Regions from separate parts of the Mus musculus genome. Here regions 2 and 3 are each linked to region 1. Evidence: chromatin loops called from intact Hi-C (ENCODE). Cell type or tissue: left cerebral cortex. All regions are shown on one strand.

The links. Hi-C counts contacts between places; a loop is a spot of excess contacts. Peaks named below come from ENCODE experiments on the same cell type or tissue, not always from the same donor. Only the 100,000 strongest peaks of a DNase experiment are listed, where the experiment ranks them.
Region 2: it touches region 1 in a loop (3-fold over the local background); 29 of 42 quality-filtered maps call a loop at or near these places.
Region 3: it touches region 1 in a loop (2.3-fold over the local background); 11 of 42 quality-filtered maps call a loop at or near these places.

The regions. Positions count from the first base shown.
Region 1 is chr16:91,726,058-91,734,057 of GRCm38, reverse strand. It overlaps Cryzl1 (crystallin, zeta (quinone reductase)-like 1), which reads left to right and starts at 5,256. Exons shown (of 13, transcript NM_133679.2): 1 at 5,256-5,500. It overlaps Itsn1 (intersectin 1 (SH3 domain protein 1A)), which reads right to left and starts at 4,687. Exons shown (of 39, transcript NM_010587.2): 1 at 4,459-4,687. It overlaps Gm46543 (a long non-coding RNA gene), which reads right to left. Exons shown (of 3, transcript XR_001781880.2): 3 at 5,477-5,539. In left cerebral cortex, CTCF peaks have their summits at 4,814 and 7,380 (motif pointing left); DNase peaks (open chromatin) are centred at 3,599, 3,930, 4,819, 5,318 and 1 more place; H3K4me3 peaks cover 3,992 bases; H3K27ac peaks cover 2,612 bases.
Region 2 is chr16:91,901,937-91,909,936 of GRCm38, reverse strand. It overlaps Itsn1 (intersectin 1 (SH3 domain protein 1A)), which reads right to left. Exons shown (of 39, transcript NM_010587.2): 34 at 4,438-4,650; 35 at 3,058-3,179; 36 at 1,452-1,534; 37 at 1,088-1,171; 38 at 559-732. It overlaps Gm52262 (a long non-coding RNA gene), which reads left to right and starts at 5,679. Exons shown (of 3, transcript XR_003951963.1): 1 at 5,679-6,206; 2 at 7,361-7,572. In left cerebral cortex, no CTCF peak of the experiment used is centred here; DNase peaks (open chromatin) are centred at 2,567, 3,006, 3,701, 4,578 and 2 more places.
Region 3 is chr16:91,798,629-91,806,628 of GRCm38, reverse strand. Itsn1 (intersectin 1 (SH3 domain protein 1A)) reads right to left here. Exons shown (of 39, transcript NM_010587.2): 6 at 4,923-5,102; 7 at 3,498-3,594; 8 at 436-536. Among named protein-coding and RNA genes, the nearest start is that of Itsn1, 73 kb to the right of the region's middle. In left cerebral cortex, no CTCF peak of the experiment used is centred here; a DNase peak (open chromatin) is centred at 7,986.

The sequences.
Region 1 (8,000 bases):
GTTTAGAAAAAAATATTTACGGACAAAACACCTACTTAAAATTTTATGAAAATTAGTAAAATTTCAAAAATAAGTTAAAAAGAAATGCTATTAGGGAGAGTCTGTCATGACACACTACACTAATGTCTAATAAACTAGCCAAATTCTCACAGATCCATAAAGTGATATATTATCCAGCTATTAAATTTATATTATAGACATGGAAGGGTTTTGTTTTTGGTTTTTGTTTTTTTGTTTGTTTTTTTAAATGCTGAGAAAACAAGTTAAAAAATAATCTATTGTGGCTAGTGCATGCTTGAATTCCAATACCAGGTTAGCAGAGGCAAGAGGATCTCGATAAGACTGACGCTAGCCTGGTCACAACAGCAAGACACATTCTCTCCCTCTCCCTGAGACAGAGACAGAGAGAAAGAGAATGAAAAGAAAGAGAAAACAAACTAGAAAAATGGCTCAGTGGTCCTGATTCAAGTCCTAGTGTATATATGTGGGGGGCATGGGGAGTCCGTATGTTTTTAAACTGTTCCTTTTAGTCAAAGGCTGGGAAAGAATCATTGCAAGTTAGAAGCCAGCCTGGTCAATCTAGTAAGCTCCTGGCTAGCCAAGGCTAGATAGGACTTTGAAGAAGAAAGAAGAGAAGGAGGAAGAGAAGGAGGAAAACAGACATGCACAGCAAGATCCCATTTTTTGTACCAAAAGCTGTACATGAAGAGCCATAAGCACACACAAAAATGGCCTGGTATATATGCTTGGGCCACGGATTTATGGGTATTTTATAGTTTCCTTGCTTTTCTGTATTTCTGTGTGATCTTTTTAAAATACAAAGGCTATTAGTTATTCACTCTAAATTGGTTAAGACTAATTCTAAAGTAATACAATTAAGATGAAAGTGAGCATGAAATTTATTTTGTAATCATATGTATAATCCTTGGTAGTTTATTAAGTAAAGTATACATTTAGTACCAAGATATTATCAAGAGACTTCCTTTAGGAAGCAATGAATCTCTACACAAAGTGACCACACAGTATGGCAGCACAGAAACCACGTGAGTGTCAGCTTGCAAACTTTCTATCTCACACACTCCAATTCTTCCTGTCAGTGTGAACTAGTGCTTAATAACTGACTGCGTTTAAGTGTAGGTCACTGTGACACATGCTTGAAACCCCAGCACTTGGAGGCAAGCCTGGGCAACATAGAAGTATGCAAAGTCCACTGCCATTCTTCCCATTTTTAGCAAAACTGAGGTCCTGAGAGGTTTGGTAACTACATCTAAGTCATTAACAATATGTGATGAAGTCCCATATTCTTCAGAGCTTGGCATTGCATGTAGCGCTCACCCACATAAAATCTGTAATTTATAGGACCCTGTGGTAGACTCTGTAAAAGGGAGTAAAGGTCGTATATCATAAGAGTCAAATTGGAAAGCATATGTATTGTCCATATTTTCTAAAAATGATTCTTTATGTTGGGATTATCATCATTTATAAAATGATACGTGATTAGACTCTACATTAAATTTTGAGCCCTCAGGGGCAACATCTACTAGACATCTTTCTAGCACATCACCCAGAAGGGCTGTACATTCAACACTGGTCAAGCTTAGGGGAACTGGCTAGGACACAGCGCTGTGACTACTCTGTGATGTGACCAACTTGGCAGGTAAAGACTCAAAACAGTGGGATGGAGGCAGTGTGGCTCACCCATCCACCCTGCAACGGTCTGAAAGGCACTGGCTTAGTTTCTAGGCAGGCCACACCAATTCTGCTCTTCTGAAACCCTCATCACAGTATGTAAAACCTCTGCTACTTGAAAAGCTTGCTATCCACTTCAGAGACGGTCTTAGGAGACACTCGGTAAGAGAGAAAAGCACAATGCCAAGGTTCTCCAAGTTCTCTCTCTGGCTTGGAGAAATTCCTGGAAACTGTATTGACAATACTGACTACTTCCCATTGTCTGACTGAGCTGGAGAGACAGAAACCTGGTAAGCTGATGTAAAGATATCTGAATGCCAGACTTAGATGGAGCCAGTAAGTGGAGCCATTCAGGAGGGAGTCACTAAAAAGAGAAGTCTGACATAAACCCAACCTCCATTAATTAATTTTCTTTAAGTCACAGGTTGAGCAAATTAAAAGGATGAGAGTCTAGAGACTGTAGCACAAGGCCCCAGGATCTAATGCCAGCAGTACCACACACAAAGACAACGTGAGGCTGCAGATGTAGCTAGGTGCTAGGCTACACTCTAGCATGCTCCAAGGCTTGGCTCAATCACCAAAAGAGAAAAAGCACAGGCAGAGGAATTTACCAGGGCCTCCCTTTTAAGCTCTTGCAAGTGTTTTAAGGGTGTATCTCAATCTAGGTTATTTGGGGAAAAGATAAAGAATGCCCAGAGGAAAAAGAAACTGCTAGTCAACAGCAAAAGAAAGAAAGAAAGAAAGGAAAAAAGGAAGGAAGGAAGGATGGATGTGGGCTGGAGAGATGGCTTAGCAGTTAGAGCACTGACTGCTCTTCCAAAGGTCCTGAGTTCAAATCCCAGCAACCACACGGTGGCTCACAGCCATCAGAACAGCTACAGTGTACTCATATAAATAAATAAATCTTTTTTTAAAAATTAAAAAGAAAGAAAGAAAGAGAGAGAGAGAAAGAGAGAGATTCAAAGAAAGAAAATGCTGAGGAACAAACATTTCAGGGAACTAACTTGCCGCTACTCATTTTATGCCCTATTTCACAATGCTCAGCATCTGAACAATCCACAGGGTTCCAAAGTACATTAAAATGTGTTCATTTCCTCTCTTACTCAGGCAGAATAATAATAGTTTTGTGGCGGTACCACAATCCTCAGCAATTTCAATGACAGACACTTTTTTTTTAAACACATACTCTCTGAGAGGTGCCTTACTGCAGCCACTTAAAAGTGTATAGAAATATCTATGCCCTGTCACCAAATCAGTGGCCTTCACTTCTTAATTTAAATCCTTTATAATTTCCTGAGTTCTTTACATATCTCCTACAGAAAGACGTTGCTTTTTAAAAACTTCTTAAGTTATAAGGGAACTCACACACACATACAAAATATTTCAAGCAAACTAGTGTAAAAAAAAAAAAGTAACAAAAATGGTAACCATAATGGTTGCTGAAACGTCTGCACTCTTCACCGTTAACATCTTCTAAAAATAAAAGTATCCCAACAAATAAATACATTCCTCTAGTTTGGAGCATTTAGAGAAACACCCTGCCAAGCAGCTGGCCTGCGGGCTCCTGGCCCCAGCTCCTGCCCTCACATCCTGTCCACTACATAATCCATGAGCAAGCCTTTCTCTTCATCAATTCAGCGGGATTAGTAAACCGGCCTCCCTGAAAATAGAACTGATATTTTCCACGGGCATTTGTTCCCATGCTTTCACTATCTATGCTATTTATCAGACTCTTTTTTTCTTTTTTATCCTCCGTGTTTCCGACCACGAAGTACCAAGAGAAAGATACCAACCGATAAACACAAAAGAACCGCATCTGGCCAGAGTCTGCATGCATTTACATTTCCAGGTTGCTTCTGTTTTCCGAAAAGCAGTGATGAGGGCAAAGTCGCAAACTTTCACATTCAAGATGCTACCAAATACCTCTACACCCTCAAGCTGCAGCAAGAAGCCACTAATCTATTCCTTCAAAAGCAAAGCCTGTAGTCTGAATCACAACAATAGAAGACTGCTCATAGGCAAGAGGATCAGCGAAGTTGTCTTCCAAAGCAAAGGCAAACAGAAGTGAAGGGAGATCCAGCCAGCTCCTCCTTGCTTTTCTTTCTTTCTTTTCTTTTTTTTCTTTCTGGGAATCCGGATTGCATTTTCTGGTGCCCCCCCCCACCCCCAAGAAGGGACCGCAATTATGCACTGGGTCCACAGCAGACACCCGAGTCAGTGCGTGCGCAAGGAGGGCGAAGCGGCCGAGAAGGGGACGCACGCCCGCTGCAAGGGTAGCCGCTTTCTGTTAAATGCCATCAGAGCCAGCCCCGGCCGCACCACTTCGGCCCAAACGGCATTGACCGCCCTTCACTTGACAGGGTATTCCAAGCAGGCGCTAGAGAAAAAGGATGAGCCGGGGACTCGAGGCCGGGGGCACCCGCGGGCGGCGCGATGCGGCTCCCGCGAGCTCGGGATCCCCGGGAGGCCGGGTCGGCCCGCCACCCTCCGGCGGCCGAGGGCAGAGGGGTCAGCGGTGGAAGGACCGCCCGCCGCGATGCCCCCCACGGGAGCGCCGGCCGTGGCTGCGGACGCCCATTCAGCCCGAACCCGTCCCGCGGCCGCCACCGCCGCGGCCCGCCCGCCCCGCTGCCCCCGGGGAGGATGAGAAAGACCGGGCGGAGCGGCGACGGCGGCCGCAGGGACGCGCGCCCGGCCGCTGGACCCGACCCCGGGGCGGCCATCGCCGACCCCCGCCCGCGCGCCAGGCCGCCCGCGTCAGCTCCTCACCTCATCTCCGGGCGGGTGCGCGCGGCCGCCCCTCACACAAATCAGTGCAGCCCGCACGCCGCGCGGAGGAACGCCGAGTCCGCAGCCGCGCACACCATCCCCGCCCGCCCGCCTGCCTGCCTCCCGGCCGTCCCGGAGCCCGCTCGGGATGCTCCCTTGCGAGCCGCCGTACTACGGAGCAACCAAGCTGCGCGCCCTCCCCGCGCCGCTCCACTCCTCTCGCCCTCCTTCGCTCCTTCGCTCCCTCACTCCCGCCTAACTCCTCATCTCCCTCCGCCGCCGCCCCTCCGCCCACAGCCTGCCCTCCGCCCCACCCATAGATGGGCGGGGATAACCGCCTGCCAATCGGACGGCGGAGACCACGCCTTCGCTCTCTCCTATGACTCCGCCCACTAGGTGGGCAAAAAAGAAGAAAGGAGCCAAAGGAAATAGAGGTGTACAGAGTGACAACGAGATACACCAATGAAGTAGTTTGGATAGCACCCCCCCACACACACACACTTTTTTCCCCTCCCATCCTTGTCTCGTCCCTTGAAGGCGTAACTAGAGGTTTCTGCTCTATGCGTGCGGAGATTTTGTTTCACGATTTGGCGCTTTGCTCTTTTCTATGCGCGACAGTAGCTAGGATACATTCAACTAAATTGAAGGTTTTGCAGAAAGAGCGTGGGCACGAAAGGCGAAAGACACAAAGACTGAAGAAAGATGGTAGGGGTTACGGTTGGAATGAGGAAGGGTGTGGCCTTTTACTCTAATTTGCATAAAACGGAACCCATCTTGGCAACGCCCAACTTCTCCCATTTATTGGTGGTCCCTGGGGCGGCGACTCGTCTCTCTACGGGAAGCAGCATGCTGGGAGATGTAGTTCCGGGTTCAGTTGCCATGGCGTTCGTCACAGCCTCCCCCAGATCGGTCATCCTGCGGTAGTGACGGGCAGTCTGACCAATGGCAGTACTGTTTGGACCCAAGAAGGCGGGCTCTCTGCAGAAGGACTGGGAAGGTGGCGGCGGCGAAGGCGCTGGCGGTTGAGGTTGCTCCGAGCCAGGTGAGCCAGGGAAGAACGATGTGTGTCTCTGAAATGGGACTTTGGGCGAAAAATGGAGAAACGCCTGAAGGAGCTGTCTAACCCTGGGGAGACTGGTACTTCGCATCACACGCCGACCTCAGAGATGCCCTGGCTCAGGCCTAGCTTGGCCGAGGCCGCCGAGGGGCGGGTAATACTAGATTTGACGGACAGTTCCTGACCCTGGCTAGGTTTTGATTGTAGACTGATCTTTGCTTCTTCCTCCGCGTTTATGGAGGCAAAGGTCTAGAACTGCCTTTCTCCTGGGTTGAGTCCTCCCCGCCCCCAGCTTCTCCCTATCACTGTTTCTGATGCTGTCTCTATTACTACTTCCCTTGTCACCCTTCTTATCCTTCTCTTTGCATTTCCAGTAAGCGGTTTCCTAAAGCAAACAAGGGTGGGTGTTCGCAGTAATGGGGCCTTGGGTCAGGAATTGCCTGCTTCATTGAGCCGGCCATACTTGAGCCATACTAAAGAATTATCCCAGGGTCGTGAGGAGGTGCAGATACTGATTCTGGATTTGGGCCTGGTGGTCTGCATTTGCTTTTTAAAAATTATATATATATATCTATATATGGCATTTTAAACAAACTGCCAAGTATAGCCAGTCCACAGTAGCTGAGTTTTGCATTGCCTGTCCAGGACAGATGTTCTAGGCACCCAGACGCTTTTAGATTTCCTGGGAGCCACATTTGGACAGTGAAGAGACCACGTGAAATTAATTTTACGTTTCTCTTAAACCAGCTTATCCAAATATTATTTCAACCTTTAAAGAAATCAGATATTTAAATGAGACAGTGTATCTGTTGTGCGTTTTACCCTCGCAGCATACCCTCGTACCCTCATCCTAAGGGCACGCCACTCACGTGCGGAGTAGCCACCTGTGGCTATTCGCCGCTCTCCGAATCCAGATGATGCAAGAGACCATTGCACAAACTCAGCAGTGTTAGTCATGTGATTGCCAGCGACATCCCTTTGCTGCTTCAGTACATGGGTTCAGAACTACTTTCACAATACGATACTGAGCTTACAAGAATACCAGGGAAAGTAATATTTATTAAAAAGCCAACTTCCGTAATGTGTGCGCTGTGTACTATACTCACTCAGTCCTTGCAGCAGCCTGCGTCCTATTGCGGGGTCCTGTCTCTTGGGAGTTGTAAATCTTAGGCATCAGCCACTGCAATGTACAATTATTACTGGCTTTTCTAATTAATGTCACCCACGCTTCTGTCTCCACATGTAGAAGGAGATGAGGTGTTCATATTTGAAACAGTGCTCCCCGTGTAAAATCAAGCCGCCCAAGGCTGGAGAGCTGGCTCAGGGTAGGGACACTTGGTACTCTCCCAGAGGACCAGGGCTCGCCACTGTAACCACCTCTGTTACACTAGTTCCAGCGGATCTGAAGCCCTCTCGTGATCCAACGGCACAGGGCACACAGGCAGGGTGCAGACACAGATCCAGCTGCCTGGCCTGGCGTGGTGGTGGCCCATGCCTTTGACTAGTGCTTGAGATGCAGGGGCAGGCAGATCTCTGTGAGTTCAAGGCCACCATGGTTTACAGAGCAAGTTCCACGGCTTCATAGAGAGACCCCACCTCAAAGAAACCAAGATAAAGCTGCCTGGCATCTGTGGTAAAATAATTGTGGTAATTTTATAGTTCTCCATGCTGCTCCATGTTAAGAAGAAAGGTGCAAACCTGATGGAGATTCCTGAGCCTCTGGACCAGAAAGAGTCCTGATTCACTTGTGTGCCTCCCTCAAGGAGGAGGCTGGGAAAAGCTTGAGAACTCGGAAAATGACATGGTTCATTCCAAGAACACATGGGCATTCCCCCTAGTGGTGCAGGCCTGGACTCCCATCCAGTGGATGGGCAGTTCAGGGCCAGCCTAGACAACTTAGTGAGACTGCCTCAAAGTAGTAAAAAAAAAAAAAGAATGAAAGCCCACAGACACAGTGTCTCCTGGTTGTGTTTGTGGCAGACTCTTCTTGTCTCAGTAGCTGGTCCAGGCTGGCTGGCCTCAGCCTCCCCTGCACTGTTGGCTTACTGTAGCCTTTGCAGACCTATGACAACACTGTGCTGAGAACTGTAAATAGACAATGGCAGAGTATAATGCTTCACAAAGTGACTTCCTTCCAGTTTTTATATAATATACTTTACGAGGTTGTTTCCTCTTTCAACTCTTTGTCTTCTGGTAAGGAAGCTCAAGGACATTTTTATTAGAGTTTTGAAAGAAGGCAGTATAGTTTAGGTGAGAATTCTGGCAGCCACTAGGAGGAGAGCCGCAGGATAATTCACGCCTTCTGAGTTAGGCATGGAATACAAACAGAGATGGCAGTCCCAGCAGAGGACGTGGCCTACTGAGCTGAGTGAGGAGCACCAGAAACCTTCATACTAAAATCAAAATTATCATCTGTATTCCACATCTAAATGATTCCTCAGGATCCTATCATGAACTGGCAGATAAGGTCGCCATTTACGTGAGG
Region 2 (8,000 bases), 180 kb before region 1:
TGTACATGTCATGGCACTCGTGGAGGACAACTTACAGGAGTCGGTTTCCCCTTCCACCATATCAGTCCTAGGGATCAATCAAGCTCAAATCATCAGGTTTGGCAGCAAGTGCCTTTACCTACTGAGGCATCCTTGATGATAGCCAAGGACAGAAAAATCGCACTACATCGAGGTTCCCAGGCATACCCTCCCTCATTCGCCTGTGTGGGAGCACAGATGACTACAGTCTGTCTAGTTCAGTGAACCAACGAGCCCAAGCACTTCCTGCCCACATCCACTCCGTTGCCTCCCGCAGCTCCTTGCACCGTGCCAACCTCTCAGGTTAAAAGCCCAGGGACTGCCGGGGTCAGGTTCTCAGGTGGGGAAGCATGCACCCTGCTCAACTGGGATGACGACGGGGTGGGACCAAGAGTGTTGGGATGGTAGAGCAGGGAAGCTAAGGGTGCCCGGAGGGCAAAGCGTGAGGTGCCAAGCTGCCCCGAGGGCGGGGCCAAAGGTGCCCGGAAGGTAGAGCGGGCTGGGTCGGACTAAGGGTGCCCCAGGGCCATTTCCACTTACCATCAGGCGAGAACTGGTCCCTCTCAAACACTGTGATGCAGAGAACCTCCTGCTCCAGGTCTCTGATGAAGAACTGGCAGTTAGAATTCCACTTGGGGTTTAGCGTGTCCTGGATTGTCTTGGTGATGTGGCACTGAGAGCCCATGGTCACCTCACAGTACGGGTTGCTCTTTCCTAGAGTGAACAAAAGCCCCTGCCAGGTGGGACACATTTCATTTCGATCCCCCTACACCTTCAAGATTCACAAGTGGAAGATCTGGTGGACCCTCCCGTAGTTTGGTATCACATTCAGAAGAGGAACAAATCCATTAGTGGGACTCAATTTCAGACCCCGTGTATATATATAGTATATATATGATTATATACCTACATGTGTGCATATCTTTGACAAGTGCTAGGAAAACCAATGCCAGCAGGAAATTTACATAGGAAATTGCACAACTGACGTCAAATTGGTAAAGAGTGTGTGGGGGAGGGCAGAGAACCCTGAATATTCTAGAGTGCTTGGGTGGAATTCATGGGCCCTTACCATGTGACCGACAGGGCTTCAGCTCAATGCCTTCTACCACGTTCACCATCAACCTTCCAATACCGGTCGCCCGCTGGGAACGGACTAAACCACAAGAAAACAACACAAAAACCGCTTCCTATCACATCACATTTGCCTTGATGCCCTTCTCTTTCCAGCACGCTCACAATCTATGCGAGGCATCTGTCCGCACTTGAAAGCAAGGCCCCCTCCTGTCTCTTGCCCCTGGAATCTGCCCTTCATCCTTTATACTGCGCCCTGCCTTACACCTAGCCCCACTTCTGGCTCGAGTTTCAGCCCCGGAGACACTGGGATGGACTCAATGGCCCTCCCACCCCAGGGTCTCCGGCCCTGCAGCACATACCCAGGTACGCCTTCTCTCGCTTCTTTTTCTCCGTCTCTATGTAGAGCTCAGACGCCGCCTTGATTTTCTGCACCCAGGCAGTCCTTGGACGAGAAGAGACAGAATATTGCCAAACAGAACGCACAGAGCAGGCTTCGGGTCTGCTCAAATTCTGTCTCCGGGACTCTTTTTACTTGGTTTATTTGAATTTAACAGCAAAGGCTCAGAAAAGAAAGACTGGTTCTGTAATGTATGATGCTAATAATTAATTACCCCTACCATCAGTAGGGAAGTTTTGTTGTTTTGTTTTGGCTTTTTTGTTGTTGTTGGTTTTACTCTCTTTCTTTCTTTTTTCTTTTTTCTTTTTTTAAGATTTATTTATCCTATGTATGTGAGTACATTGTGGTTCTCCTCGGACACACCAGAGGAAGAGGGCATCAGATCCCATTACAGATGGTTGTGAGCCACCACGTGGTTGCTGGGAACTGAACTCAGGACCTCTGGAAGAGCAGCCAGTGTTCTTAACCGCTAAACCATCGCTGCAGCCATTGTTGTTAGTTTTTTGCTTCATTTTGTGTGTATGTTTTTGTTGATGTTGTTATTTGTTAGTTTGTTTTTTGAGACAGGGTCTCATATACTGTAGTCCAGGCTGGTGATAAACTCACTACGTAGTTGAGGATGACCTTGGTTTTCTATCCCTCTCCTCACCTTCTGAGCACTGAGATTACAGGCACACACTTCCATAACTTGTTTACGTGGTGCTAGGCATCGAACCCAGAATTCTGCGCATTTGAGGCAGGCACTCAATACCTGAGTAACAGCTCTGCCCGTAAGTAATGAACACACTGAAGATCTCCTTCACGTTCCCTGCGTCCATGAAGAAAGCCTGATAAATGCCAGGCTGGAGGAGGGAGGAGCGCGTGGCTTCCTGCCCTCCCATACTGCAAAGCATCATATACTTGGAGGACCCAGGAAGACAGAAGGGTCTTTATTTCCAAAATCACCCAAGGAAAGAAGGCTTCGCACTTGGGGGTGGGGGTGGGGGTGGGGAGCGCACGCCAGGAGGTGCTTTGGCGTGCGGGTTTTCTCAGGGTGCCATATGTACAGTAACTTTAGCCAATCTTCTTGCCTGGCAGGAACGTTCTTGGGGATGCTTGTTGGCCTCGTGTCAAGCCCACCCTTCAGAAAAGCGATCTGTTTCATTTGGCTCCAGAACAGTCTAAAATAAAACTGGAGCAAATACCAGCAACCCTAAGACCCAGATTGCCGTCCTGGGGGAGGGTGGGGGCGGAGGGGCGGGGATTAGTCTCAAATCACCTTCCTGTTGGATTCTACCACCTGGGAAACTTAGGCCAGTCTAAGCAGCTCTCAATACCTCAAAGGCTGCTGGATATTTCTAAAAAAAGAAAAAGAAAAAGAAAAAAAAAAAGCCTCCAGCAAAGCTGATTTCAGTCCATTTATTTTGGAATACTCATGCCAGATGTCTAACTTTTGAAAAGTTCTTTAAAAAAAAAAACAGTATATATACTACTTCCTTCCACACAGAGATGATACCACTGCAGTGGGGGATGCTGGGACATGCTGACCAGTGGTCCTCACCCAGTGCCTGGGAGCGGTTGGGGCTTACCTCTCATTTATGCTCTCTGCTCGGAGGGTGTAGACCCGGTCGATGTGGGAAATGTGGAAGATAGGCTCATCTCCAGAAGGGTCCGTGGGCAATTTTACTAGAACCTCATTTAAGAAAATGGGCTGCAAAGTCATAATACAAGGGCATTAAGGAACAAGGCAGAGTCTGTGTGTGTGTGTATGTGTGTGTGTGTGTGTGTGTGTGTGTGTGCGCGCGCGCGCGCGCGCGTGCGTGCAACCCAGTAATCTAGACGGCAGGTGTGTGATTGTAGCTTAGCACACACGACTATACCAGAATATAGATTTTATCTTAATACTACTTTTTAATAATTGTGTAAGGGTGCTTTGCCTGCTTGTGTCTGTGCAGTGTGGACACTGTCCACAGAGGCCAGAGGAGGGGGTCCCAGAGGATGGAGTTACAGATGGTTGTGGGCAGCCATGTGAGTTTTGGGAACTGAACCCAGATCCTCTGTAAGAGCAGCAAGCGCTCCTGACCTCAGAGCCTTCTCTCCAGCCCCGTGATACTGACTTCTATATCAGGCTATATTCATTTTGCAAATATAACCCTTACAAGTAAGAAATAACTGCTCCACTTCCCTGTATTACGTCCTAAACCGCAAACAGTCTTCACACCTAAGAGGGTGTCTCCAGGAATTTCATACAAAGGCTCTAGCAGCAGTCCACATCATCTGTCACTATCTCCCAAAATAAAGTGAGCGGCTGCTCCTAAGAGAACCCCTGCGGAAAGACACCCCTCCCCCATCACGCATAGACGAAATTAGAAAATAAAATCTCACATGGCGTGGCAACACACAAACACAACCCTGCTCACACGGGATTTAGCATTCTGTTAAAAAAACAAAAACAAAAACCCTCCACACATTGGTGGCGGAAGGGAAGGGTATAGATGTTTCAGGCCACTGTGAGCGTTTGTCAAGGCATCTGGGGCAGAGTGGAAGGAGCAGTGGTGCTTGGGTGCTTGGACTGGCCATGATGTCGGCTCACTTGTATGGAGTAACGCATGTTTTTGTCATGTGAGGTCCCCTATAGGATTGATTGTGTGTTACTGGGAACCAAGGTGTGGGACATGGACAGTCCTCTACTCTGCCTGTTCGGGTTACTCTATTTTAGCTCCTCCCCTTACTCTATCCTGGCTTCTCCTCTTGCCCTATCTTAGCTCCTCCCTTTAACCCAGCTCCTCCCCTTGCCTTATCTTAGCCCCTCCCCTTATTCTATCTTGGTCCTCCCCTTTTCCTTTTTTTAGCTCCTCCCATTAGTCTCTCAGCTCCTCCCCTTTGCTCTCTCCACCCTGCAGTCCCAAACCCTTCTGTAACGGGCATCTTTTAGAGACCCCTCTTTCCACGAGCTACATAAACCTTACCGTTTTGTACATTTTATACTGAAGGTTAGATTTGGGGCTGAAGACTTTGTCGGTGCCGGAAGAGCCTAAGGGCTTTGTGATTTGGGTCAGCAGGAGGAAGTCGTTGAAGAGGAAGCCATACAGTTCTTTGTTGCTCTTGGCCTTGTAGAGCTTCCCGCTGTGCAGAAACTTGCGTGGTCCCAAGCAGTTGGTCACTGAATTGAACACCAGTTGCTAGAAAAGACAACCAGACAGGAAGAAGGCGAGATGTGTTTGTTTCTCTGTTGGGGTTCATCAGAGTCAAATGTTGGGCCCTTAGTAGGACTGAATCCTACATACAAACAAGAACGGCTCTAAAGAGCCCTGGCAGCAGCTTCTGGAGCCAAGAAAGGTTCTAGGATTCCAGGTACCCAAATCAGTCTTGGCTAAATTCTCAAGCCTTTCTTCTGGGACTCTGCTTCAATCGCAGGATGTGGTATGTCTCCCCCTTTCATTTATTGAGAAGTGGAGGCCTGGAGAAATAGCTCAACCATTAAAGGGTAGGACATTTAAGATGTATGAGAATAGCCGGGCATGGTGGCGCACACCTTTAATCCCAGCACCTGGGAGGCAGAGGCAGGCAGATTTCTGAGTTTGAGGTTAACCTGGTCTACAGAGTGAGTTCCAGGACAGCCAGGGCTATACAGAGAAACCCTGTTTCAAAAAACCAAAAAAAAAAAAAAAAAAAAAAACCCAAAAAAAAGAGAGAGTGAGAAGTGAGGAGTTAGGAATTAAGGAGACTGCTAGCTCCCCTCTTAGCTATCTGTTCTATGTGGGGCACTGCACTAGAATAGTAGTAGCAAGAACCAGCTCTAACAGGAAGTCCCCACAAGACTCGGTAGTCGTCGGTGCTTCTGGAAAGAGGCAGGACTCCTGTACAAATGTTACTTTCCCAGGTGCAGCGTCCAGGCCCCAGGACAAGAGGGGCTGCAGAATTCGGTGGTGCATTTGACCCCCTCAAAGCCCTACACAACAGTGCATGCTTAATCGAACCCCGTTACTAGTTTGGAACCTGAAGGGCATGGCTCTCTCCCACCACTCACCAACAGCGAGGGCATCTGTGAATGCTGACATGTGGTTCCAACATCTACCCGGGGGCTGTCATGTCAAGTCAGCTCATCCGAGGCCAACAGACTTGGCAAATGCCCCACTTTTGACAGTAGGCAGGAAGGCAGGGGGCCGCAGCTGTGCACAGGCACAAGAAACCAGGAAGTGTCTGATCTTCAAGGCCTCCAACTGCCCACACAGCTGCCCTTGGTCCACATTACCTTGTGTGATACGATAGCCAGCTGCCTCCAGGGGAAAATCTCTCTCCAGATCAGTTACCCACACACTTCTCTGAGGAAAGCATTGGAAGGAGGCCATGGAACTCAACTCATGTCCGTGGTGGTTTGAATAATGCTTGGCCCATGGGAAGGGACACTATTAGGAGGTGTGGCCTTATTGGGGGTGTATACCCTTGTTAGAGGAAGTACGTCACTGTGGAGGCGGGGCTTTGAGAAGACCCTAGTTAGCAGAAGTATGTCACTGTGGAGGCGGGGCTTTAAGAAGGTGTACCCTAGTTAGCGGAAGTGTGCCACTGTGGAGGCGGGGCTTTGAGGTCTCATATATATGCTTAAGTCTAGCCAGTGTGATCCAGTCTTCTGGTTCTCTTCAGAAGGTAGAACTCTCAGCTCCTTCTCCAGCATTATGCTTGTCGGGACACCACCATGTATCTTGCCTTGCTGATAATGGACTGAATCTCTGAACCTGTAAGTCAGCCCCAATTAAATGTTGTCCTTTATAAGAGTTGCTTTGGTCATGGTGTCTGTTCACAGCAATGGAAACCCTAAACTAAGACAGAAAAATTGGGACCAGAGACTGGGTTATTGAGTCGTTTATCTGAAACTTAATCAGTTCTGTGTGTTTAATACCAAGCCAAACATGGTCCACACTGCAGTAGGAGCCAGCATGCTCCCTTCGAATTCCTGTGAGTGCCATGAAGACATGGGCTGGTTACAATAGCTAAAAAGGCCAACCAACAAAGGACAGTAACCTGGTTACCAAGAGTTCATAAGCCACAAAAATCAAGTGACAAGAATTTCTTTATTCTTAGTATTTTACTGGTTTTTTAAAAAAGATTTATTTTTATATCTTATATATATGAGTACACTGTTGCTCTCTTCAGACACACCAACCAGAAGAGGGCATCAGATCCCATTACAGATGCTTGTGAGCCACCATGTGGTTGCTGGGAATTGGACTCAGGTCCTCTGGAAGAGCAGTCAGTGCTTATAACCTCTGAGCCATCTCTCCAGCCCACTGTTTTTTAAGATAAGGGTCTCACACTGTAGCATAGGCGATCTTCTGGCTCACAGCAAACATCCTTCCTTAGACTTTTTTTTTTTTTTTTTTTTTTTTTTTGAGACAAGGTTTCTCTGTGTAGCCCTGGCTGTCCTGGCACTCACTTTGTAGACCAGGCTGGCCTAGAACTCAGAAATCCTCCTACCTCTGCCTCCCAAGTGCTGGGATTAAAGGCATGAGCCACCACCGCCTGGCTGCCCTTCCTTAGACTCTTAAGTGCCTGTTGACAGATGAAGTGGAAATTTCTGGTTCCTTTGGAGACTCAGTTGTGTCATGTGATGCTTTTCTGGACTCTGTCTTACGAGAGGATGTTTTTCTGAGAACAGACATGTGGTGTTTTTCTGGAAGCTGCCTGGGAAAAGGGCGTGTGACGTTTTGCTAGAGCAGACCCCACGTGATGTTTACAAAGGGAATAAGTATAACAAAACAGATAGTTGATGACACTGTGTGGCACTGGTTCACCTTGCCACTCTTTGCTGGTCTTCGTTGGGCTTTGCTGATTCCGGTCTTCATTGGTTCTCCTTGTCTTCTTCCCTGATCATTGTTTGTTGTGACTTTGTAGAGAGAAACGTACCAAAGGACTTCTGGTGGTGTTCAGGAAAGAACAGACTTGGGCCGACTGGCCGAGCCTTGCATTTCTTCTGGAAATCTTCTGCTGATTCACGAATGGTGTTTGCGAGTGGATCAAGCTACTGCTGTTGATTCGTGTGAACTAAACTGCTGATATCCTGACAACGCAGACTGGATTTTCTCCAAAGAACTATTTCTAAACAGGTCCACATCCTTCTTGGCCCTATTAACCTTTCCTTTCCACTACCTCTGGTGGGTGGTGGGCTAGAAGGGAGGTTAAAACAATTAAGTATACTTATTAAAGTAGATTTTAAAGAATAGATGCCCACAGACAGGTATGAGCTATCACACCACCAACTGTTCTTAACATCTTAAGATGGAGACGTAGGTCCCCAAGGCCTGCTGACTGAAGAATCAGACTTTGGGGTGGCTTTCTATGGTGGGTACTGTCACCCAGCATTTCTGCTTTGTTGGCTTGAGGCTCTACAGGGCCAAGGCTACAGACCTTCAGAGCATACATAGCCTCATCCAGCGTGGTCGCCCTCTACCCTATGCCTTGTGGCCTATTGTTCATCCACACTCCTTACCAGAGTGCTGGTGTGGCTGGGCTTTGAGCTCATAAAACATCCCTG
Region 3 (8,000 bases), 73 kb before region 1:
ATAGACAAAAAAATGATATCCAAAGAGATGAGCAGCAGGCAATGAGGACAGCAGAGTCACTCCTTCCACACCCGGTACCCTGCATCCAGCCTCCATGTCTGACCGAGGGAACAGCCTCTTCAGCAGAGGCACATTGGAGAGACTCGGGACGCCCTGGGCACAGCTCCTTCTCTACCGCTGTCCCACTGACCGGTGCAAGAGGGTTCAGGCCTGTTTTCTAGTTTACCAACAGGAGACAGGGTGAAGACAGAAGTAGTGGGGGATAAGGTAATGTGGATAGAGTTACCAGTACTTGAAAACACAGCAGAGCTGAAACAATGAACCCTACCTAGAAGTAAGGAAGTAGACAAGGCATCAGGAAAATACTCTTTCTTGACTCGGTATCTAGAAACGAGCTCTACTTAAAGCAATGACTATATTTTTGCTTGTAAATACCTGTTAAGTGTCCACTCATAGTTTTGTCGTGGCTGTTGAATAACTGCCTGTATTTCAGCCTTGATGACTGAGGCACAGCCCATTCTGCTGCTGGAGGGGCGCTGTGGGGAAAGAAGAAGGAGAGGGTGGTTGGTGCACTGTGAGCACAGATTGCTGGGGTTCAAACATGTCTGTCTAAGGTTGGCGGTGTTGACTTTTCTCTCCTGGTGGGGTTGGGGTCAAACCCAGGGCCCCGTCGAGGGAAAGTCCTGCCACTAAGCCAGTCATTGTGCCTCTACACATCAGTATAGACATCTTTCAAGAAGTAAATTAGGGGCTGGAGAGACAGCTCAGCAGTTAAGAGTGCTTGCTTCCAGGACAGAGGTCCAGCTGCCAGCACCCAAGTCACACAGCCCACAATTCCTTGTGACCCAGCTCATGGGCTCCAACACCTTCTCCTGGTGTTCTGAGAGCATCTGCATTCACAGGACACAGACACAGACACAGACACACACACAGGAAATCTTTAAAACACTAGCTAAACTTTTTTTTATAAAGAAAAACAACAAATCAGGTGACCGTCTCATATTCTACATATTATTTAATAATTCAAAGGTTCCAGTAACACATGGAAAATATTCCCAGAGCTGAGGCATTATATACTGCCCAGGTTTTTGCTAAGCATTCAGGAATTTCTCCTTTAGTTAAAAAGCAATGCTAACAACTGACTTTTTAAAAGTACACTTCAAAATATTTACCTTTCTCTACAACAAGTTATCAAAATATACTCATTTCTTTTTTGTTTTTCCATTTATTTATCTACTTGAGGGGTGTGTGTGTGTGAGAGAGAGAGAGAGAGAAGAGAGAGAGAGAGAGAGAGAGAGTGCACACATGACATGACCCATGGACCCATGTGTAGAGGCCAGAAGACAATCAGCAGGAGTTGGTTCTCTCTGTTTGCCCCATGGGTTCTGGGAATGGAACCCAGGTCCTCAGACTTAGAGGCAGACACTCTTGCCCTCTGAGCTGCCTTACTGTCCCTGGGAGCCACTTCTTAATAAAGTCGGATATTTCCTGCTGGGAGGTTTAAATTCCTGGCAGAGCAGTGGAGCCGGCATGGGGCTCCACTTTCCTGACTGTAATCCAACACTGATGTCTTCTTGCCAATGAGCTCCAACACTGACCCGAGGTAACCCTGCTAACAGTGAGACCACACAAGTATCACACTGACATGGACAGTCTGTGAGAGTCTCACGGCTGGTCAAGTAGCTCCATCAACACAACGAAGACAGGAAAGTGGCATTCCATGTGGAAGGCAGATAAGTAAGGCTCCACATGTCTTCTCCTTCCATGCTTACAAAGAATCATGTCACACACCAAATCAAGATTTAGGCACAGAATGAAGTTTTCGCTGTCATTCATTAACACCTGTGGTGTCCATGTGGTTACACTCACAATGTAAAGTCCCTGAGAGTCAACAGATTCCACCTTCCTGACTTCCCGTAAGTTCATAACGAGAACACTTACCACGCTGGACGCTGCTGTAAGTACTTCTGCAACACTTCTCTCATTCTGTCTCACTGATGCTTGGCTAATGCCAAACCCTGCCTGTTGACTAAAAGCTAACTATCTGCCCCTGCACAGCAAAGATAAAGGGTGTTGCACAGAGACACTCTTCGCTCTTCCAGAGTGTTATCAAGCAACAGCTGTCTACCTCATTCCTCCGAGCAGAAGCAGACTGAAAACTCAAGAGCACCTTACCTGAAAGCTAGGGAGCTCCATTATGAAATCGTCACAACTTCACAGTATTGAAAAGATCACTACACATGTAGAAAACTCAACCATCTAAAGACTTTAATATTTGCTGACCATCTGTTAGTCATCCTAGCATTATAAAGCAATTTTAAGGCAGAATTCAAAATCATGTGAGAAAAGTCAAAAACACATGAAACTCCAGTTTGAGATAGGGAGGAATTTTAACATGAATATGAGCTTAAATCTCAGCTGTAGAAAACAGCAAGGAGTAAAAGAAACATATGACAGACAACATGAAACTATGGTTGGTCACATATAAGAAATGAGACTGTAGAGACTCTCCAACGTGAGCCACATATGTGACCGGGGACAGTCATCTGAATGGCGCAGTTCACCACAATCTGGTTACTACTATTTTACCACTAAGGCAGACAGACTGTGAGATTATGACAGTATTAAAAGCAAGACCAACTTTGGCTCAAATCTCATATAAAAAATTCATAAGCTTTTAAATGATTAATACAAGATCATTAATTGGCTTTCCTAGCTCCCCAGAGACTGTTCTAGTCCGTCCAGTTGTGTTTCTTTTCTGGTGCTGCTGCTGAGCACAGCTCTCACATGTGGCATGCTCTTTCTGCCTCTCAGCAGTACACCCAGCCGGTACTACCATAATTCTGTTTGTAAAAAAATTAGGACAATGGCATGCTCTTCATTTGTCATCCTCAAGAAATAAATGATGAGTTATAATAACATTATGTAGAACTTTAAAAGGTGTTATTAGCACTCTATAAAATTAAACAAGGTAAAAGTAAAGGCTGGGGCTGGACAGACGGTCCAGTGCGTTAGAGCACTGCTGCTCTTGCAGGACTCGGGTTTGATCTCCAGCAGTCACACAGGGGTTCATAACTGTGTCGGTACGTCAAGTCCAGAGGCTCCAGCTCCCTCTACTGACCTCCATGGGCGTCAGGAATGTGGTACACATACATACATGTGTATATGTAGGTACAAGCAAGCAAAACCATAAAATAAACCTTTAAGAAAATTAAGAAGGACAAAATTCATTTAAAGAAAATCAAATAATGCTTTAAGTAACTGCATTAAAAACAAGCAGTCTTGCTGGAGAGATAGCTCAGCAGTTAAGAGCACTCACTGTCTGCTCTTCCAGGTCCTGCTCTTCCATGTGGTTGCAGGTCCCAGCAACCACATGGTGGCTCAGAACCATCTGTAATAGGATCTGATGCCCTCTTCTGGTGTGTCTGAAGACAGCTGCAGTGTATTCATATACAAAAAAATAAATAAATTTAAAAATAAAAACCAAGCAGTCTTACCTGGCGACATCGAATGATTGTGCCTTCTGTAACTTAGTGTTTAATTGTGACCCTGGACCAGATCTGCTGAAGGAAGAACTCTTTGGCAATGTGGCTGCTATAAAAATAAAACATTGATTAGTTTTAATTCTATAAAATTAAGAAACGTCCCTTAGTTCAAACATCTAGACATGAAGTCATAACTCTGAAGCAGTGGCCCCTCCTTCCCCTAGCACGGAGTCACAGCCACTACCCCATACCCTGTCTTCTTGCCAAAATAAAACACTCCTAGATTTATTTGCTCTGCTAAGAATCACCTGACTGAGCATAAGGCTGACATCCATAAAATTTTACTCTTCACTGAACATTTAGTATCACATTTTGTAGGTACTGTTCCAAGTAAGATGGCATTTTCTTACCATCAAAGGAGCTAAAATATTAGTTCCAGATGTAGCAGCCAAGAAGTCACAGGCTTCCCAGTCTTGGCCAGATGCCTTGTAATGCTAGGGAGGAGCAGATCTGTGTGTGATTCCCATCTGACCTGATGAGACCCTAGCCATAGCCTCTCCCCTCGACCTTGCCACAGCACAAAAGAGAACAAGTGTGTGGGTTTGCTCACACCACTGGGACAGTTACATGAACGATGTTGGCTGCTATCATGTGCAGCCTTACATTTAGAACTTGCAACGGACAGACAGATGAGGCGTATTAGACTCCTCCTCTCACTGGGAACACACACGCATGCTAAGTGCAGGCTGCTCAGGTACAGCAATAGTGACACAGATCTAACGGTAAAGCCTATGCTGCTGGTACTACTGAATTTGCTCAGATATCCAAAGAGCTTTTTAGAAAGAATCCCATTCTTCTATATATTCGGTATGATTTGTTAGGCCAAGGCTATCTATAGTTATAGTTGATGCTTTAATTATAGGAAAAGACTTTGAATAAAGTTTCAAAATGAAATTAGCTAAACCAGAATCCAAAATAACTACATCCGTTCCTTCAATTAAGCAAGTGTTAACGGTGTGAGCTTAATCTATTTGGCCACTTAGTTGCCTCTCTTTCCCACTCTGCCCAGTTCTACCTGTTCAACACTGCTCGGTTTTCCTCACTGTGGAATTCTATTCTGTGGCTGGTGTATTAGCAACTAACTCATGGAAGTTAAAGAATAGAAGTAACTGATGAATGAAAATACGGAATGTTCAAATACTGCCCATCGCTGCTGCTCTTATTGGGCCCTTGGAAGGCGAGTCAGCTCTTGGCTCTCACCACTGGGTTTCTCTGTCTGTTCCACAATGACATTTATTTTCTTTCCTTTCAGTCTTAGCACGCGTCATGTCATACGCTGGGTGGAAAGGAGAACTCAAATAGAGATTTACCATCCCTTTGTCTGTGGTAACTAGACAGTGGCAAAACACATTTAACCAGAGAAACGTAGGCACGTACCAGGATGCGCAAACGCAGGCAGAGGCTGTATGACGGGAGGAGCCCCGTTAGCCAGGGGAGGCACTGCTGCTGGAGGGACAGAAGATACTAAGGGTGGAGACATTCCAACAACTGGAATGGAGCCCATTGGCACAGGAGCAACAGCTGTGAGTGGTGGCATGCTAGCAATCCCTCCTATACCTGGAAGAGAAAAGCCCCAGCAAACTCAGCCAGTCACTCGCATGGTGACACTCGCATGGTGACACTCGCATGGTGACACTCGGTACAGCTAGAGGAAGAAAACCTTGTCTCTGCTGCAATATGTCCCCACATAAAACAGTCAGAGGATTCAGAGTACAGCCCATGTACATGCTTGCTTGGCTAATACACTCGGATCTGCTTCAACACTCAACAGTGCACCAAAATGAATGAATGAATGAATGAATGAATGGAAGGAAGGAAGGAAGGAAGGAAGGAAGGAAGGAAATATTACTGAAACACACACCCTTACGTTAAACAGTTGGAAAATACAAAACCTTATGTCAAGAATCACAAGGCCTTGAGTTCTGGTACTCACGTGGCCACTGTCAGCATTGACGTTTCCTGTGTGACCCACACTATTCTCTTAGGGATCAATAGCAAGAAGACTGTACACTCAGCTTGGAGAGGACTTAATCAGGAGGAGGATTGAGAAGAAAAGCATTGGGGTCAGAGATGAGGCTCAGTCAGTAAAGTGTTTTCCTACTACCCAGGAGGTCCTGAGTGCAACCCAGTAGGACACAACCACGTGTGGAGTTACATGCTCACAACCCCATAACTCCAGGGAACTACCATCCTTGATCCAGAGGATTCGTGGAAATTCAAGTCACCCTCGATACAGAGAGAGGCTGAGGCCAGCCTGGGCTACAGAAGATTGTGTTTAAAATAAAATAAAATAAAACAAAACAAAACAGTAATGATGGTAAATGCAAAAGCAACAAATGTACTGTATAGACTTTGGGTCTAGTTAATTTCTGCATGCTATTTTATTTACAAGTTCTTAAAACATAATAAATTTCACAAAAAAAAAGAAAAGAAAAAGGTGCTAAATATAAAGGAAAGTAACAAATCAGTCATTTTACCTGCCTCTCCAAAATATATGATAGCGGGGAGTAACCAAATATTTAATGAGAGAAATAAATCTTTATGAATGCGTTCCAACCAACAAAAGAAGTTGGAGCTAAAACAAATGCTCTTATCTTTTTATATTTAACTCGACTTTAACAGCTGCATGATTTTCCTAAGGCAAAATATTCTTGTAACGTATAGCCAACAGTAGTGGTACATGCCTGTAATCCTAGCGCACGGTTAGAGGCAGGAGGATCAAGCCCAGCCCACTGCTGTGAGAATACCCTAACTGGCCAAGTGCACATCATTGGTGACTGCCTTCTCTGGGCAGCACAGCTTCTCCAGGGCGGTCTGTCCATTACTGTTCTACTGTTCCTTCACAGTTCTGAGCTGACCACTATCAAAGGACACACCTTCTAAGTTCATCATGAATGGCTCATATTTCAGGCCTAGAATCAGATTTTTTTCCAAGAAATTCTGGTTTCCTATAGCAGGAAATGCTATTTCTAGTCCACAATCTGGAATGCCACTGTTGCTGGGATCAACCATTATTTCTAGACCTTTTCAGTGGACAGGGAAAAAAGATGGATAGAAAGATGAATAGACAGAACACATGGACAGGTGGACAGATAAATAGACAGTAGAAATAACAGGTACCCCTTGAGACCCTACAAATTGGTAAAGTTTGTCTGTGCTCCATTTGAAAATTAGTTTTTCAGGATATTAAAATCCTTGCCTCAGTCTTTCCCTAAGACTATTAAACAGGTCACTCAATTTTCTTTTGCAACAAAACACTGTGGTCAACATCTGAAGCTGCTCTATTTTCTTCAGAACTACATCATTTCTTCTTCCATGTGCTCCGATACGTTTAAAGTGGAATATACTTTAGGGTAGTCTTTTCAGGTCGGTACTCTTGGGCACACTCTTTCAAACCTTCCACTTCAAGATAATGGTCCTGAATTTGCTGTACAGTTGCTCTGCTCCCTGGAGGGAGATTCTTCATGAATTCCAGTCCAACTCTTTATCTGTCACTTTCTCTAGCCTTTTTATATCTACTGTTTCATTTCTTCTATTTTAAAAAAGGTTTTATTTCTCTTCAGAATAATATCTCTGGCGTTGCTTCTAGTTTTGTCTTTGTTTTTAGAATAAAAGTTTGATGTTCATTCTTTGCTGAATCCTGCCTCCCTGCTTCTGGCCAATTGAAGCTTCTGGGTTATTTAAGTCTTGGGTTTAAGTTGGTCTCTGAAGCCCTGGATCAGGTCCACAGCACCCTGTGGCTTGATTGAAATGGTGGCATCACTGTCCACTGGGGTGGAGTAGCCTTGGCTGTACAGTGGTTTTCTATAATAACTTGGTGTGGGATGACGCTCTGTTGCTTGTTTGTACTTGGGCCCTGCTTTCTGTGCCCCCACCCACCCACCACCCCCTCTCTCCCGTCTCCTCCTCCCCTCAGGGCCTTGATGCTCACCTCTGTCTCGCCTCCCATTTACTTCACCTTGCTATGGGCTTGTGCCCAGAAAGCATCTGGGTAAGCTGGGGGTCGGGTTTCTTTCTTTCTTTCTTTCTTTCTTTCTTTCTTTCTTTCTTTCTTTCTTTCTTTCTTTCTTTCTTCCTTCCTTCCTTCCTTCCTTCCTTCCTTCCTTCCTTCCTTCCTTCCTTTTTCTTTTCCCCTGTGACACCAGAGATCAAACCCAGAACCCCCACAGCAGGTAAGTCAGTGGGAGCAGGGGGCTCTGGAAAGCAGACTGTTCCAGATCTCTCAGGTCTTCTGCAGCCCCTGTGTGCAGTACCTGTCTTTCAGGCACACAGTGCTCAGACTAGCTGGATCTAGTTTCTTAGGAATGGTGACGGACTAATTTGTTTCCTCTCTTTCTCAGTTACACCAGATAGACAATGTTCTACCTTCTGCCTCCTGCACTGTGACAACACATTCATTTCTATTTTACTTGTTTTCCTTTCTACAGTTCTTCCCTATGTTTATGCATGTGTGGA